Linked DNA regions of Homo sapiens: region 2 is linked to region 1. The links are chromatin contacts, found by Hi-C in ENCODE. All regions are on one chromosome and are shown on one strand. Each heading gives the region's core, a stretch centred on a gene start or an enhancer-like site at or near the end of the contact. The rest is flanking DNA. Distances are from core to core; before and after follow the strand shown.

Region 1 (3,226 bases), core at 201-2,700:
GAGTTTGTTTTGCCAATTATTCATTCACCTTTTTTTCCTTCTATTTTTGTAGTGTCCAAGTAGGATTCCTTACCCCAAACCTAATTTTATTTTCCATTTTGTCCTTTAAAGATCTCAATCTTCTGATTATAAAATCTAACAGTTAACCACTGAAAAGGCAACAATTCCATGAATGCAGGTTTTTTAACCTTTAGTTCAAAAAACAAAACTTAGAATGGAAACAAAGTATTTTTTATCTCAAATAATAAAAGCAAATTTAAAATAGAAAAATAACGTAAGAAACAAAATCAGAATCAGGAGAATGTAAACTGAAAAATTTCCCAGTTCTTGAATTCCGGTTTTTTAAAATTGATGTGATATATATGGGATTATTCTCCCCCTCATTATTTCAGAGTAGGACACAGAGTGGTGAATCTACTTATACAAAAGAAACATCTGTCTTCAATCCAGGATTCATATAAAGTTAGATCATTTGCACAAGGCCATATAGTTTTATGCAACATACAATAAACAGCCATTTCCTCTTCTACTCTCTAAAATCATTATAAACCAAAGACACTAAAAAATCAAGCAGGCTGCAACTTGCCCAACCTACAGAAATGAGAATCTCTTTTTGGGTATTTTGAACTAACAGTGACTCATGGAAAAAGGCAGGTTGCTGTCAAATTGAGATCTTCAAAGTTAGGGTTCCCCAGCGTTCCTTTGAACCAAGGAACCCTGAAATTGGAGCAAATGCACAGTATAACACAATAGGGAGAAACCATCACCATCACTTTAGGGGTTAACAAACACCCTTTGCCACTGGCAACCCCTGAAAATCTCAGAGAGACCCAGTAGGGAAGGAAGAGGTACTCTAGGAAAGACTTTGACATCCACCATTAGATTCCAATCTTTGGCTGGCCTGATTATAAATGAATATGAAAAGGACATACTCAACAATGACCAGGGCACACAGCCTTACAGAGAGCTTAGAGCACTCACACAGGGGATAAGGCACAACTTTTCATAATGTTAAACACTGAAGAGCAGTGATGTTTTGGGAAACCCAATAATCCTACAACTGGACACAGTATCATGCAGCCACTAGAAATGGTCATCACAAAGCACATGGAAATGTTCTCTCATTATACACCGAGGGAGGAGGAGAACAGGACTTGTCTAGCCTTTACTGTTTTCATATTGGGTAAAGACAGATAAAAATGCTTCCGTGGGTTTTTTGTTGATTTGTTCTGCCTGTGTACAAAACTCATTAATGGAAATAGTTAATAATCTACTTTCAGTATCAAACATTTTCAGTATCAGATCCAGCATGCTACATCTCATCTGGATGAGGGGGTCATCATCTGACCAGAATTTACTATAGTTTCACATTTATTTCCTGTTACTCAGAGAAAACGGAAATGGCCCCAAAGGAGGCCAACCCTGGGGCACCTGACAGCTGGGGTTCTTTACGACATCACTCCTTAAGTACTGTTTAACTTCTCATACCATTTAAAATGTTATCACACATTTACTTAGCTCTGCAGTTTATAACCAACCTACCAAACGGGACAAGCCAGTCTGGATTATACAATATGTAAATAAGCCAGGGAGCTAAGGAGCAAGCTGACAGCAGGACAAGTTGGAACCGGGATAGAAGTTAAACCTTACTACACCTGAAGGCAGCCTCTTCATTCACTTTCTCTTCATAGTGCTTTATAACTAAAACATGGAGAATACAAACACCAATTCAAAAAATTCTACGTATCCCCACAAATACCAATTAGTAAGTCACCAAAATTAATTAAAGGAAACATACAAGTCAATATTTAAATTTCATTTAGCTTTTTTAATCTGATGAACCTACTGAATACTCATATTTGGGCCTGAAAATATTAATGCATTCTAAAGAGATTATCAGTAATGTGTATCTTCTTCTCACACACACATGCTGTCAGCTTAAATGTGGGCACAGTGGCAGAACTGAAGTTTCACTAACGTTGTTTTAGGACTTGAATAAATTGTTTTAGTTTCATGTGTGTACTTGTTTGAAAAACAGATTTTATATTCACCACCTTCAGAGATGTTGAACGCATATCACGAAACTGGTAACACTGCATGAGTATTCCTATTGTGTCAAATACAACAAATTGACATGAGAGAAGCTCTACAAATGAAATATTTAACATTTTATAATAAAAAAGAAAAATACCGAAACAACATTCAAAGGTATTCATCAACTCACATTGCTTCATGAAGATTACAATCGCCTATAAATTTGTCTTTTAAACAGGCTGTTACAATTCAACTGGAAAAAAAGCTATGAAACTTAAAATTGTGTCTATACAATTAATTATGAGTAGATGGTGATCATGTAAGAATCACTGACAAAATTACATGTAAATCATTTAAGAGCAACAAAAGACAGGTGAAATTTAATAACTTCAATCTAAAAACTTTAAGGCATACACACACGTACACACAACGTATAAAATATATAATCATTAAAATGTCTGTTGAAAATTTAGGGCTTGGTTTAACGTACCGGAGTTCTTTCCTAGGTTCTTAGTTTTTAAAAGTGGTTTTTTAAAATAGCAATTTATATAACAGACACATTTCTCAGCATAGTTGCATCCTCTTTCCCTTCCACTAAAGGAGAGATTTACAAAACATGTATAAAAAAATAGGAATGCTCAAATTTATTCTTCCCTCTTTCTGATAATTCATATATATATATATATGATTTAAAACTAAGTCTTAAGAACCATCTTTGAAGAGATAAAGGAAAGGAAAAAGCCCTTAGGGTAGAAGGAATCATTTCCTGGAAATACTACTAAATACACACTTAAGGAGGGGTGAGAGTTGGCATCATGAGACTGTATCTTTCTATTCCAAAGGGTAAGTACAAGACAGGTTGCAAATTGGCCCAAACTATGGAAACTACCACACTGTGGTCAGCACCCACAGCTTCCGCAGATTCTAGATTCAAATGCCACCTCATCACACTGTCATCCCTACCCACCCTTCACAACAGGTAAACAGGAAAAAAATAATCAAGGTGAATGATTTTCAAAGAGTTCCCTGGTGATTTTGATACTCCCCTCACCTGTCCCCCAGAATGAAAACTAGAGAGCTAAGTGTATGCTGCCTCATGTTCTCACCCTTAAAACCCTGTATATTAAAATATCTGATAACCCCTGGTTCCAATGGACTCCTCCCTTGCCCAGTTTTAGAGTCCAAAGTTGTG
Region 2 (3,512 bases), core at 522-3,021, 2.1 Mb before region 1:
GGAGAGGGCAGAACAAACACTTTAATCAGTACAGCATATTTAGATCTGGCACCTACATCAGAATAACACTGATGCAACAATATTTATACCAATTGAAAATGCTGGGGCAGTGAACACTTCTGTTCCGATTCTTTTTTAACACGGTCCACCTACCTTCAATACAATTTAAAGTAATTACAAACAATTTGAAAAATCAACATGGGCAGGGAACAGTTTTCTCATTGTGTTACTGAGGTGTGGGCAAGTTATCCACAACAGGCAATTAGACCCAGAGATGTTCTGAAATAGAGGCATTCTGAGATTTAGCGGCTGAGAGTTTCAGCAACAGGAAGAAATAACAGAAATCATGCAACTTCTGTATCATTCCACGTACTTTGAAACTTCAGATACAATGGAAAGAAAAGAGGGGGGAGGGCAGAGAAAAAGGACAGTTGTCTCAGCACTCACGAAAAGGATGCTTTCTCAGGAGATGGTTCTGAGACCGGCCTCAATTTTCAGAAGGAACGCGCCTTTACTGGTTATCTTGCACCGTGTATTTAAAAATTGCATGCTCTTCAAAATAAACAAAAGCTCAGCTACTGTAGCTGTGAGATCTGGCAGGCATTTGTTCCTCCTCCCCTCCTAAAGCACATCAAGAAAACGTTCTCCCTTTAAAGCCTTCATACAGTTTCAGCAACTAGAAAAACAAGCCCACATCTGTCTCTCACGCCCACCACCCCCACCTTCCTACAGAAACAACCCCGAGAAACACTAACAAAGACAGGGAGCAGAGTAAAGGAACAGTTGTTCAACCGCGAACTCACGAATACACATGCAGTGAGGCAATCGACTCCGGTAAAGGGAAAGGAACGAGACACCAGGAGACGCAGCGGGTGTAGGCGGAAGAGGGGGAAAAAATTACGCGCCGCCGCCAAACCTTTGAATAAATTAGAGGGGATCTCGGTGCGAACTTTCCTTGACCTCGACCCCAAAGAGGCTTGCTGGGGCCGAGAAGAAAACCCGTGCGGGATGTGGAGGGGCCCGGGGCGCCGGGGTCCCCCGCCCGCGAGACCCGCTCCACCAGGCGCCTTGGAGAGCAGCGCCAGCGGTCGTCCTCCAGCTCCCGCAGGGGTCGCCCCGCCGGCGCGGGGGACACAATGGGTCCGCGGGCCACGCGAACGGGCCTCGGCCCGGCGGCAGCACGGGAGAGATGTGAGGAGCGCGCGGAAGGGGAGCGCGGCCGGGGAGATCCCAGCGCGGTCAGGCCCGGGAGCCGAGGCTCGGGGGCCCGGGAACTGGGCTTCCCACAGCAGAAGACCCAACAAAGACACCAGGGGAGCCCGGCGGGCTGGGCGCGAGAAGACGTGGTAGCAGGTTCGCTCCTCCGAGCAGACGGGAGGCGCCATCATGGGGGGGGGGGGTCGCGGCCCGCCCCGCGCAGAAAGAGCCCCCTTCCCGCCGCTGCCCGCGCCCCCAGCCCAGCACGACCGCGGCGGCCCCACGCGTGCAGAGACGGCGGCGGCGGCGCTGGAAAGCCCGGGGCGCCGAGGGGAGGGCTGGGACGCGGCATGAAGGGAAAGTTCGGTTCGGGTCTGTTTCGTTTTACCGGGTTGGCGGCGCGCCCGTCCGTGTGGGAGCACGAGTGGCCGGGCGAGCGGGGTCTCGCGGCCCGGGTCCGGACGGCCGGGCGCTGCGCCACTCTCCGCTCCCCGAGCCTCGGCCCGGGTTGAGCCGCTCGGCCTCTCCTTTCTCCGCCCGCCCGCCTGCTTTCTCCTGGAGCCTGGATTGATCTGGTCGCGCTGGCGTCAGGGAGTCGGAGCTGCCCAGCCTCCACTCCTCAGCTGCCAATACCCGGCGCACTCGCCTGCCCGCCCGCCCGCTCACACGCTCACCCGCTCACCCGCGCGCCGCCGCCGCTGCCGCGCGACCAGGGATCCTCTCCAAATTCCCGGCCCGGCCGGCGTGAGCGCAGCGCGGCCGGGGCCGGAGGACGGCGCGGGGGAGCGGCCGGAGCCACCCCCTTCTACCGGCAGCCCCACGCCCCGTTTCTTCCTGGAGAAAAAACAGTGTGGCGGCGTTCAGGCTTTCCTAACCCTGCCTTTTTAGTCCCGGTGGAGCGGACTTAGTCCATTATCTGCAAGTGAATTTCGATGTTCCATATGTTTATTTTCTGAAATGTTCATTAACGCTTCCACCGCGCCCACTGAATCGTTCTATAAACGTGGAGTGCATGTTGACAGTTACCTTTCGAGACGCGCCCTTTTATGTCTATCTTTCGTTGCCCCTCACTCACTCTCCAATAATTTGCAGGCCCCAGAAGTTGTACGTACCCAGAATTGGATAGCCTAGTAAATACTGCACGTGGTTATACAAACCCTGAGTCAACAGATGCGTTTTGTGTCAACTCAGGATCCAGTGATTCGAGTAGGTAACCTTGTTGCTCCAAATAATGGCATGCCATAAGGAGATACTGCTTTAGAACTCCACATTTTTGGTCCAATTTCTACAGTCTTTTAGATGATGCCAACTCCCCCGCACTTAACTCTTACCTACCTGATCTGCATAGACATTGAAAATATCTTCTTGCAAGAGTCAACTTTTCTCTTGGCTAACTCTTGAAGCTGCATAAAATCTTGCATAATTACTATAATGTTGAGTTACGTTTAGAAAAAATGATTTTTTTTTGAGGAATAAATTTCACATGAAGCAAAAAAAAAAAAAAAAAAATCACTCCCAGCAATGTATATCAGAATATGTCTTCTAATTAAATTCCTTTTTCCCTTAACCTATTTGAGCACTTACTGGTCAATTCGTGGGCCTCATCTTATTTTCCCTAAAAGCAGCGTTTGACGCAGTTGATCATTCTCTGCTCCTTAGAACAACAGGAAAGTGAACCTTGTTAAATGCCACTCGGATCAGGCCACTCCTCTGTTGAAAACCCTCCCTTGATAAATAGTATAAAGTATCCCATACAAGAGAACATTATTCAGCCATAAAAAGGAATGAAGTACTGATACTGATGCATGCTACATGGATAACCTTTCAAAACGTGAAGGGAAAGAAGACAGACCACACATTGTATTCTTCCACATATGTGAAATGCTCAGAGTAGGCAAGGCTATGGAGACAGAAAGTAGATTGGTGGTTTGCATAGGGTTGGGGAAATGAGGAACCTGGGGAGTGACAGCTAAAGGTTATGGGGTGACAAAATTGTTCTAAAACTAGTTTCTGGTGATGGTTGCACAACTCTGTGCATATACCAAAAGCCATTAAATTGCACACTTTAAATGGGTCAATCATTTGGTATGTGAATTTTACCTCAAGCTATTAAAAAAAAAGCATGACAATGAAATGCAGTATATGACCTTGATTGGATCCTGAATGGGGAGGAGGAGCTATAAACTGTCATTTTAAAGTCGTTAATTTTTAAAAAAATCAAAAATGGCATTTATTTAATTTTGAGACGGAGTCTCGCTCGGTCGCCCAGGCTGGAGTGCAATGGCACGATCTCGGCTTACTGCAACCTCTGCCTC

The links. A loop is a pair of places that touch in the nucleus more often than their neighbours do. Pooled maps may share reads with other maps.
Region 2: a pooled map shows a loop between it and region 1 (10-fold over the local background). The contact joins the promoter of SMAD1 here to the enhancer-like site in region 1. A Hi-C loop is called at or near these places in 2 of 37 single-sample maps with no recorded cell type and 7 of 50 pooled maps.

The regions. Positions count from the first base shown.
Region 1 is chr4:143,357,360-143,360,585 of GRCh38, reverse strand. All of the region lies in intron 1 of GAB1 (GRB2 associated binding protein 1), which reads right to left. Among named protein-coding and RNA genes, the nearest start is that of MIR3139, 16 kb to the right of the region's middle. Within about 2 kb of position 1,450, at least 24 of the 41 ENCODE cell types and tissues checked have a DNase peak (open chromatin) inside an H3K27ac peak, as active enhancers do.
Region 2 is chr4:145,480,112-145,483,623 of GRCh38, reverse strand. It overlaps SMAD1 (SMAD family member 1), which reads right to left and starts at 1,771. Exons shown (of 7, transcript NM_005900.3): 1 at 1,586-1,771. RefSeq lists silencers at 953-1,052, 1,143-1,202, 1,543-1,702, 1,873-2,002.